Regions from separate parts of the Homo sapiens genome. Here region 1 is linked to region 2. A link is an interaction called in ENCODE POLR2A ChIA-PET data of the cell type or tissue named here. Cell type or tissue: B cell. All regions are shown on one strand. Links, peaks and the distances in the headings refer to the core of each region. The heading gives the core; the rest is flanking DNA.

Evidence for each region. Peaks named below come from ENCODE experiments on the same cell type or tissue, not always from the same donor. Only the 100,000 strongest peaks of a DNase experiment are listed, where the experiment ranks them.
Region 1: POLR2A ChIA-PET joins it to region 2 with 5 read pairs; 2 of 35 experiments call an interaction of 5 or more read pairs at or near these places.

What each region holds. Positions count from the first base shown.
Region 1 is chr19:14,437,152-14,442,511 of GRCh38, forward strand. It overlaps PKN1 (protein kinase N1), which reads left to right. Exons shown (of 22, transcript NM_002741.5): 2 at 3,992-4,292. Among named protein-coding and RNA genes, the nearest start is that of PKN1, 6.5 kb to the left of the region's middle. RefSeq lists enhancers at 2,807-2,866, 2,967-3,086. In B cell, for the core only: no CTCF peak of the experiment used is centred there; a DNase peak (open chromatin) is centred at 3,070; H3K4me3 peaks cover 1,405 bases; H3K27ac peaks cover 959 bases.
Region 2 is chr19:14,088,338-14,093,697 of GRCh38, forward strand. SAMD1 (sterile alpha motif domain containing 1) reads right to left here and starts at 2,414. Exons shown (of 5, transcript NM_138352.3): 1 at 1,448-2,414; 2 at 731-1,025; 3 at 543-639; 4 at 334-445; 5 at 1-238. The coding sequence starts at 2,083. The coding sequence ends at 80. PRKACA (protein kinase cAMP-activated catalytic subunit alpha) reads right to left here. Exons shown (of 10, transcript NM_002730.4): 9 at 5,291-5,360; 10 at 3,351-4,900. The coding sequence ends at 4,775. RefSeq lists an enhancer at 266-775 and silencers at 1,420-1,469, 1,770-2,029, 2,360-2,579, 2,720-2,769, 2,820-3,149. In B cell, for the core only: CTCF peaks have their summits at 1,200 (motif pointing right), 1,403, 3,164 and 3,388; DNase peaks (open chromatin) are centred at 1,614, 2,504, 2,814, 3,074 and 4 weaker places; H3K4me3 peaks cover 2,673 bases; H3K27ac peaks cover 1,293 bases.

The DNA.
Region 1 (5,360 bases), core at 272-5,271, 350 kb after region 2:
GACAACCAAAAATGTCTCCGGATGTTGCCGCATGTCCCCGGGTATGGGGAGAAAATCTCCCCTCAATGGAAAACTGTTACTGGCCAGGCACAGTGCCTCACACTTGTAATCCCAGAACTTTGGGAGGCCGAGGCTGGCTGATTGCTTGAAGTCAGGAGTTTGAGACCAGCCTGGCCAACATGTGAAACCCCGTCTCTACTAAAAATACAAAACATTAGCTAGGCGCAGTGGCACGTGCCTGTAGTCCCAACTACTCAGGAGGCTGAGGCAGGGGAATTGCTTGAACCCGGAAGGTGGAGATTGCAGTGAGCCGAGATTGCACCACTGCACTCCAGCCTAGGCGAAAGAGCAAGACTCTGTCTCAAACCAACGAACAAAACATACTACTGTGACTTCCTTGAGCCTCAGTTTCCTCACCTGTGAAGTGGGGAGTTCTTGGCAGCTGCTCAAGATTTGTAGTGAGGGTTGGGAAGATGGTGGGAGTGATACACTTGGTCTGTGGCATTCCTCCCTGGGGGCAGCTGCGCTTGAGATCAGTCACGAGCCAAGGATAACATTCCTTGTCTGTGAAATGGATGCTCCCAGCTGAAGGAGATAACCCCAGGGGGCCATTTCCTAGCCAGCATTTGGAATCTGGGTGCTCTTGTTTTAAATCAAGGCCCTGGCCACGGGGCAGTGACTCACACCTGTAATCCCAGCACTTTTGGAGGCCGAGGCAGGAGGATTACTTGAGGCCAAGAGTTCGAGATCAGCCTGGGCAACATAGTGAGACCCCATGTCTATGAAAAATACAAAAATTAGCCAGGTGTGGTGGCGTATGCCTGTAGTCCCAGCTGCTCGGGAGGCTGAGCTGGGAGGACTGTTTGAGCCCAGGAGGTAGACACTGCAGGGAGCCATGATCACACCACTGCACTCCAGCCTGGGCAACAGAGTAAGACCCTGTCTCAAAAAAAAGAAAAAAAGTTACATGAGATATTCAACTTTACTGTAAAATAGCTTTGTGTTAGACGTTTTTGCCCAACTATAGGCTTGGGTAAGTGTTCTGAGCACATTTAAGGTAGGCCAGGGTGAGCTATGATGTTTGGTAGGTAAGATATATTAAATGCATTTTTGACTTATGATATTTGCAACTTATGATGAGCTTATCAGGAAGTAATGCCATCATAAGTTGTTCTTGAATGTTACTGTGTGCTTAGCAAGTGGTTTTGTAGGCTGCTGATTTGGGGCATTCTTTTTTTTTTTTTTTTTTTTTGAGATAGAGTCTCACTCTGTCGCCCAGGCTGGAGTGCAGTGGTGTGATCTCGACTCACTGCAATCTCCACCTCCTGGGTTCAAGCGATTCTCATGCTTAGCCTCCCAAGCAGCTGGGATTACAAGCACGTGCCACCATGCCTGGCTAATTTTCATATTTTTAGTAGAGACGGGGTTTCATCATGTTGGCCAGGCTGGTCTTGAACTCCTGACCTCACGTGATCTGCCTCGCTCATCCTCCCAAAGTGCTGGGATTACAGATGTGAGCCACCACGCCCGGCGTGATTTTGGAAATTGGAAATTCTTTTTTTTTTTGAGACGGAGTTTCGCTCTGGCGTGCAATGGCACGATCTTGGCTCACCTCGACCTCTGCCTCCTGGGTTCAAGTGATTCTGCTTCAGCCTCCCAAGTAGCTGGGATTATAGGCATGCACCACCAAACCCGACTAATTTTGTATTTTTTTTTTTTTTTCAGTAGAGACGGGGTTTCTCCATGTTGGTCAGGCTGGTCTCGACCTCCCGACCTCAGGTGATCCACCCACCTCGGCCTCCCAAAATGCTGGGATTATAGGCGTGAGGCACCGTGCCCGGCCTGGTTTTGGAAATTCTTATCCCAGTCCCCCAGTGCTGTCCCCTAATTGTGTTGGCCTGAGGGAGGTGCCACTGGGCTGGCTGGGACCCCGGGCCTCTCAGCTATGGTCAATAACAGTTGGCGACTGGACTGAGAGGAAGCAGGAAGTTGGGAGGGCCCGTCTGCAGGAAAGGGGCCTCACCTCTGAAGAAGTGGCTGTTCTGACCCTGAAGGGGAAGCCGGGGACAAGGGGTGGCTGGGAGAGTCTGGAGGGACATATGCAGGTAGTCGCAGGGCTGGAGGTCTGTGGGAGCATGGATGTGCTGCAGGGGCCTCGGGGAGCGTGCATATGTGTGTGAGCATGTGCACACGCATGAGCATGTGGGCCATGCCCTCTCGGGCAGGTGGGAGTGTGTCTTGTATGGGTTCTAGAGGGAAGCTCATAAGCACTTGTATGTGTTTGCAAATAAGTGCATATGTGGTAGGCATGGGAATGGGTACACTGTGAGCCCATTTTCCAGGCACACACCTGCAGGTGTAGAAGTGTGCACCTGTGTGTGGATCTTTGTTTCATCCACACACACAGGCATGGGAGTGTGCACACATGTGAGCCTGTGTTGCAGGCACACACCTGCAGCCATAACTGTGCAAACACAGGCCAGGCGCGGTAGCTCACGTCCAGTAATCCCAGCACTTTGGGAGGCTGAGGGGGGCGGATCACCTGAGGTCAGGAGTTCGAGACCAGCCTGGCCAACATGGTGAAACCCTGTCTCTACTAAAAATACAAAAATTAGCTGGGCGTGGCGGCACATGCCTGTAATCCCAGCTACTTGGGAGGCTGAGGCAAGAGAATTGCTTGAACCTGGGAGGCGGAGGTTGCAGTGAGCCAAGATCACACCAGTGCACTCCAGCCTGGGCAACACAAAGGGAGACTCTGTCTCAAAAAAAAAAAAAAAAAAAAAAAAAGGAAAGAAAAAGAAAGCGTGCAAACATTTGTGAGCCTGTGTTCTGTGCATATCCACATATGTATTTGAAAGTTAGTGCACACTCAAGTCAGCCCTCGGAGCCTGCGTCCCCTCATGGATACACCATGAGTGTGTGAATGTACAAACTGCCTGCACCTTGGACATTCTCTAGGGACAGGGAGCAAGGACTGTCCCTGGGTTTCATCTAGAGGAACAGGAGGTCCCTTAGATGCCCTGGAGTTGGCCCCGCGCGAGGGGTGCTGGGAGTTGACAGGAAAGAGGAAGTGGCAGCCGAGAGGCCCTGGTGGGGCTGAGGTTCAGGAAGAGGGCGGGGCCCTCAGCCCGGACCCAGGATGGCGGAGGCCAATAACCCCTCGGAGCAGGAGCTGGAGGTGGGGTCCAGGGTCCCTGTGGGGGCAGGCAGAAGGGGGCCCCAAGTGGCACAGGCCAGTAGTCCTTCCCCGGGTACTTCTCAGTTTGGGAACAAGGAGAGGAGATGGGGCACTGGCCTCAGAGTTCTCTCTCTGGAGGATGAGAGTATCCAGTGCCCTTCGGGGCTCCCAGATTGGGGAGAGACAGAAGGAAGGAGACCGGGCTCTGTTCTTTAGGGTCCCAGTTGTTGAACATAGGAGAAGAGCAGATGAGGGTCTTCAAGACCCCATAGTTTGGGGGTACAGCAGAGAGAAGACTTGGCCTGCCCTTGGGATACCCTAGTTTTGGGGGTGTAGCCAAGGAAAGATGAGGCCTGCCCTCGGGATGCCATAGTTTCAGGGTACAAGTGAGGGAAGATGGGGCCTGTCCTCAGGACCCTGTAGTTTTAGGGGTACAGCAGAGAGAAGACAGGGCCTGCCCTTGGGCCCTCTTAGTTTCGGGGAGCAGCAGAGAAAAGAAGGAATCTTCCCTTGGGACCCTCTAGTTTGGGGGAGGCAGCAGAAGGGAGACAGATCTTATTCTTGAGACCCCCTTAATGTGGGGGACGCTGTGGTGGTGGGGGTGACAAGGCCCTGCTCTTGAGACCTCCCAGTTTGGGGAGGTCAGGAAGCAGTGGCAAGGCCTCGTCACCTTCCAGTTTTGGGAGTCAGAGGAGGTAGAGCAGGCCCTGTCTTGGGAGCCCCAGTCCAGGGCAGAGGCTGGGCCAGGCTGGCTGCATGTGGTCTGCACCTGGAGTTCTCCTAGCTCCACTGACCCTGTTCTGTCCTCCGCAGAGTGAGCCTCGCAGCTGGTCCCTGCTAGAGCAGCTGGGCCTGGCCGGGGCAGACCTGGCGGCCCCCGGGGTACAGCAGCAGCTGGAGCTGGAGCGGGAGCGGCTGCGGCGGGAAATCCGCAAGGAGCTGAAGCTGAAGGAGGGTGCTGAGAACCTGCGGCGGGCCACCACTGACCTGGGCCGCAGCCTGGGCCCCGTAGAGCTGCTGCTGCGGGGCTCCTCGCGCCGCCTCGACCTGCTGCACCAGCAGCTGCAGGAGCTGCACGCCCACGTGGTGCTTCCCGACCCGGCGGCCACCCACGGTGAGCTGGGATGCCTCTGGGGATGCGGGACTCCAGGGATTCCACTGCTCACTGGCTCACCCATGGTCTCCAGAGCCAGGTTAACCCATCTCCACGGACCCCCAGGGAGATGCATGCCATGACCCCCGTAGCCACCAACACCCAGAGAGGTGCATACAGCCACACCAGCACCCGGTAACACTCAAGACCGTGCATGCTGTCACATGAATACCTCTAGACACAGCCACGCCAACACCCAGGCAACATTCAAGGATGTGCATGCAGTCACACAAACACCTAAAAAAACAGCCACACCAACACCCAGGCAACACCCAAGGGTGCACATACTGTCACACGAATACCTCCAGACACAGCCACGCCAACACCCCAGGCAACACTCAAGGATGTGCACACTGTCACACGAATACCCAGAAACTCCCACAGTTACATGGATGATAACCAAAGACTGTTTATTTTTGTTTTTGTTTGGAGACAGGATCTTGCCTTGTCACCCAGGCTGGAGTACAGTGGTGTGATCAAAGCTCACTATAGCCTCAATTTCCTGGGCTCAAACAATCCTCCCACCTCAGCCTTCCAAGTAGCTGGGACTAAAGGCATACACCACCATGCCTGGCTAATTTAATTTTTTTTTTTTTTTTTTTTTTTGTAGAGAAAGGGTCTTGGTATGCCGCCAGGGCTTGGCTAGAACTCCTGGCTTCAAGTGATCCTCCTGCTTTGGCCTCCCAAATGCTGGGAATACAGGCGTGAGCCATTGCACCCAGCCTGTTTTTTAATTTAAAACATTTTTATTGGTTTTAACATTTTTTTTCTTTTTGAGATGGAGTCTTGCTCCATCACCCAGGCTGGAGAGCAGTGGTGCAATCTCAGCTCACTGCAACCTCCACCTCCCAGGTTCAAGTGATTCTCCTGCCTCAGCCTCCTGAGTAGCTGGGACTATAGGCTTGCACCACCACGCCCGGCTAATGTTTGTATTTTTAGTAGAGATGGGATTTCACCATGTTGGCCAGGCTGGTCTCAAACTCCTGACCTCAACTGATCCACCCACCTCAGGTGATGTGCCTCCCAGAA
Region 2 (5,360 bases), core at 103-5,102:
CCGTCCAGCTCCTGGACTCTGGGGGATCTTGGGTGAGATGGGGGCCGGAATGGGCTGGGGCAGGGGTGAGGCTGGGCGCTCAGCCTAAGAAGCCATCGGGGTCATCATCCTCAAAGTGGCCTTGCTGAAGCACCTTGATGTGGTGCTCGTAGATTTTCAGGGCTGGCCCGAGGCGGATGGACAGGCCGGTGAGCACATCTGTGCGCTGCATGAGCAGCAAAGATTTGCCATCAATTTCCTGGGTGGGACAGGAACAGAGAGAGCCGGGATCAGGGCACATCCCAGGGAGGCCCTCTGTGTCTGTCAGTGTGTAGTCCTGGGCTGGAAACTCACCTGCTCTTGGAAAGCTGTCGCCTGCTCCGGGAATCCAGCCTCAGTAAAATATTCGACGACATCCATCACGGTCCACTCGACGGGATCAGATGGCTTCTCTTTGCGCCCGGGACTGCATCAAAACAAACAGACACCAGTGAACACGGATGTCTCTCTGGCTGTACCACACACCTGAGCAGCACCCCCATGTCTCCAATACCCCAACTTACGGACAGCCAAAGGGGGTCCCGTCGGCCCCAGGTAGGGCTGGTTTGCCTGGGGGCAAAGGCACGGGGGACGGGGAGTCTGGCCCGGTGGCAACAGAAGCTGGGAAGGAAAAAAACACCTGTCTTTGGCTTTGTCTTCGGGCTGAGTTCCTCTCCACCTAGCACTCTTCCCCACCCAGAGGGATCCTTACCTGTTCCCCCTTCCTTGTTCATGGCTGCCATGGAGAACACCTGGCGGGTGCCGCTGCCCGGGGCTGGCCCCCGCCCTTCATCCTGGCCCTGGTGCGGTCCGCAGGGGGTCCACTCCTTGACCCTCTCCTTGGCACTCTGAGGTCCCCGCTCGCCGTTAAGCTGGTGGTGCTGGGCACCTGCAGGACGGTCACTCTCGGGCACTTCAGAGCCCTCTGACACATCATCTTCTTCATCTTCATCTTCATCATCATCTTCTTCCTCTTCTTTCTCAAGTACTCGCTCTTCTCCACCTCTCTGGAGCCGAGGAGAGAAGCATGCAAAATTAGTAGCTGTTCTAATCCCAGACCCTGACTGTGGCGTCCGGGCGGTGGGGAGGAGGAACCGATTCCACCTTTAAGAACAATACGGACTAACTTTTACGCATTCACTCCGTGCCAGGCTCTGTGTTAACTAAAGCCCTCGACAACCAAATCTTACTAAACTCGCTCAACAACCCCAAGGGGTCGCTACTGTTATTAAACCGCGTTTACAGCGGAGGAAACTGAGGCTCCGGGAGATTCAATCACTTGCCAAGGTCACCACGCACCGAGCCCGCAGGAAACGCGCGCAAAGCCCCAGCCACCCGCCACCCAGTTCCTCCCGGGACTCGCGCCCCCGCCACCAACTTCGCCCGCACCTGCCCACCGCGCGGCGCCCCCGCTCCCCGGCGCGCTCACCTTGCTGCGAGACGGGCGGGCGCTGGCGGCCGGCGGCGCCCGTCCGGGCCTGTCCCCGCGGGGCAGCGCAAGCGCTCCGAGACGGGTGCGCTCCAGACGGCCTCGAGCCGCCGCCTCCTCCTCCAGCAGCCCCTGCACGCGGCCGCGGGTTAGGCGACCGCCGGCGCCGCCGCTGCCCCCGAGGTAGCGCACGACTTCCCGCAGGCTCACGGGCCGCGCCGCGCCGCCGGCCCGCACCGCGCCCCCCTCCGGCGGCGGCTGTGGCTGCGGCGGCGGCGGCTGCTGCTGCTGTGGCGGCGCCGGCGGGGCCGGCGGGGTGGCTCCGCGCCGGGGCGGCTGGACGCGCGCCGCGTTGCGGTACGAGATGCTCCCCTTGTAGCTGACCCGGAGCACGGCGCGCTGCTGGATCAGTTTCTCGAGCTCGGCGCGCGTGCGCTCCGGCTCCGGGCCGTGCCGCCGCCGCACCATCCGGCAGATGCGCTCCAGGTCCGGCCGCGCCTTGCGCGAGCGCAGCGAGTCGATGGTGTCCAGGATCCACTCTTGGTAGTGCGGGGAAGCGGCGGACGACGAGGCGGCGGCCGCCGTGGTGGCGGCCGCCGCCGTCTCCGGCGGGGGTAGGGCCGGGGGCCCCGCCATGCCTCCCGCCCGGCCCGGCTGCACCGTGCGCGCTGCCTCCCTCCCAGCGCGGCGCCCCCCTCCCCGGCTCCCCTCCCTCCGCCGCTGCCCGCCTCCTCCGCCTCCCCCCCCGGGGGGCGCAGCGCCTCGGCGGAGCGGCGGCGGCGCTGCTGTTTCTTTGCAAAAAAAAAAAAAAAAAAAAGAGAGAGAGAGGGAGAGAGAGAGAGAGGAAAAAACAGTGAGAGAGAAAGAAAAGAGAGAAAAAAATATGCACACACTCACTCACTCGCACGCACGCACACACAGACCCGCTTCTGCTGGGCGCGCGCGGGGCCGGGGATGCGAGGGGGAGGAGGGGAGCGCGGCGCGGCCGGCCCCTCCCCGCCGCCGCCGCCGCCGCACGCGCGCCCTGCGCCCGGGACACTCCGGCCCCCCTTCCTTCCCTCCCTCCCTCCTCCCCGCCGCCCGCCTTCCTCCCTCCCACCCCCACGCGCCCGCTTTTAAGGTGGAGCCCGGGCCCCCCGCCCGCCCCCTTTACCCTGCGCTCTCGCTCACTCCGGCTCGCTCCGGCCCCCCCTTACAACTCCCGCGCGCTTTTTAAGGAGGCGCCGCGGAGTTGGCCCGGGGCGGGGGCGGGGGAAAGCGGCGGGCGGGGGAGGGGGAGGGGAGTGCCGGGGGGAGTGGAGAGGGGGCGGGCAGGGCGGGCGGGCGGCGCTCGGCCGCCCTCCAGCCATTGGGCGCGGGACCCAGACGTCCCCGGCGCCCAGCCCCCCTCTCCACGCCTCTCCAGCGCGCTCCGCTCTCGGGACCGCACTTACCGGGAACTCGCCGCCCGCGGGCCGGGGCTGCCGCGCTCGCAGGGTGCTGCGGGGACCCTCCTGCTGCCGCCGCCCCCGCGTCCCTCAGGCGCGCCTGGCCCGGCGCTGAGGATGCGGGAAGGGGGGCGCGCACCCTCTCCCCCTTCTACTCCCCCTGCCAGGGCCGCCCCCGCCGCCGCTCGGCCTCCTGGCGCGCCAGCCCCAGCGCCTCCCTAGAGCGCCCTCTCGGTCCCGGGCTGGACGCCGAGGGGGCGCGCCGCAGATTTGGGGACCCCGAATCTGGGGTCAAAGGGCAGTTTGACGCTCGTTTCTCCTGCGGGGCCGAAGGAGTGCCGGAATTTCAGCTAAACCCTGGTTACAAGGACTTCAAGCCAGGACCTGATCGGCCTGCACGCTGGGGTCCGAAATTCCCTTTCCAACCCCCTGGGGGTGTGTGGGTGGGTGATCGAAGTCGAGAACACCAGCGACACTTTTTTTTTAAACAAAACTTTATTGGTAATAGTTTTCAAATATGTTTACAACAGCACACTGTTCAAGAGGAAGTCTCGTCCTTCGCAGCACACAGGTTGAATCGCCCCCGCACCCACCCGGGGCCCCACCCCAGGCCTGAGAACTCCTCCTGGGATGGGGAGAAGTTATGAGAGGGGGAAATACGGGGATGAATGGGGTGGCTCCCCAGCGGCTCCCCACTTTTCTATTACGAGAGAAAAAAGCACAAATGAGAAAGTGGGGGAGAGGTGATGGACAGCTGACAGCTAAGCTGGAGGAGGGGCGCCCAGGATGGGGGAGGCGGAAGCTGGTGGGTGAGTAAAACAGGCAGCCCCTCCCCAGCAGCTCTAGCCTTGAACCCCGGGCCGTGGCTTGGGGGGACTTGGCCTCTTCTGTTCCCTTTTGCAGGGATGCCCTCCCCACTCAGCTGAGGGAAGGCTGGACGTTAAAATCTAGCGGAGAATAAAATTAAGGAGTTGGGGGGAAACGCTGCTGGGAGGAAAGACTTGGGCTTGGGGCTCCCCCTCTGTCTTTTTGGGGGATGACTCCTCTTTGGCAGGGAGAGGGGCAGCTGCTTTGTCTGGCTTTCAAAGCCCAAGGGTGAAGACAGGTCTGTTGGGGAAAAAGAGAGCGGAGGCTTCCTAAAGGGGCCTAGACCCTCGCAGGATTGGCAGAGAGGATTCCCCGGGGAGGGGCCCAGGGGAGATTAGCAGCGGGGAGGTTCAAACCCCAGCGCCTCCCTTTCCAAAGTCAGTCTGCTTCTCTTTAAAATGGATTTGAGGAATGGGGGGACATGGGAGGGGTGGGAGTAGAGGAAGGAGGGAGGGAGGCACTGGTGGAACTTAAATAAGATTTTAAATTGTTGTTTTTTTAAAAAAATTCTAGCAAGCAACCCACTGAACATGTCACTAAAAATCTCTCCTTCCCAGGCAGGATTACTCCGAAAGGAAGGTTGGCGCTTCGTTCATTTGCCCTTAGCAAGTGGGGCCTGTGGTTGGGTGGGATGGGGGTGTGGGTGGGGGCTGGAGTTAAGCGTGAGCCCCTCTTTCCATACCCTGTCCCTGGATACACCAGCAAGACCTGGTCTGACTGGAGTTGAGAAACTCGTTTAAAACAGGCAGAAGTGGGCTGGGAGGGCTGAGGGGCTGGGGGGCTGTGGGGAAAGAGGAAGGGAAAAGTGGGAGAGGGGGCAGGAGGGTGAAGGGGATGAGGGGGAGCAGCTGGTGTTTCTGTCCCTCTGATTATCTGGGCTTCCTGCTCCCCCTAACCCTGGAGGGTGGGGTGGGGGTGAAATTAGATGCAAGGAACTCTGGGGCCCTCTGGCTGTTCAATCCAACCCTCCCACCCCCCCGACCAAAAAAAAGAAAAAAGAAAAAAGAAAACCCATGGGGGCACAGGCATGCCCCTAAAACTCAGAAAACTCCTTGCCACACTTCTCATTGATGGAGACCCGGATTTCTTCTTCCTCATAGTCGTCAAAGTTACTCGTATCCCCAGGGCCTTTAAACTTTGGTATGAAGGGAGCTTCCACCTGGAGAGGGATCAAGAATCACCCAGACCTCAGCATTCAACATAATCATTATTACAACAATAAATGCGAATGGCCTAACATTCAAGAGATATTTACTCTGACTCAGGCCTGTGCTTACCATTAGGTTATGGATTCCTCTTAACAGCCCGAAACTCTTAATGTAGCAACTCATCAAAGGGGAAATTACTTCCCAGAGAGAGGCATCTGTTGCACAAGGTCATGGAATGGCCAAATGACCCCAGAATCCCATTTCTAGACCCCACTGCTCTAAGCTCTCTACTCTAGGTTGCTCCTGAACCTGTGTTCTCTTCTCTATTTCTCTATTGGCTGTCCTCCCTGACTCTTGGCCTGCTCCCAAACCCTCAGCAGGCTTAAGGAGGGGAGGCCCACCTTCCTCTGGTAGATGGCAATCCAGTCAGTTGTGGCAAACCACTTGTGGTTCTTGATATCGTTGACCCCA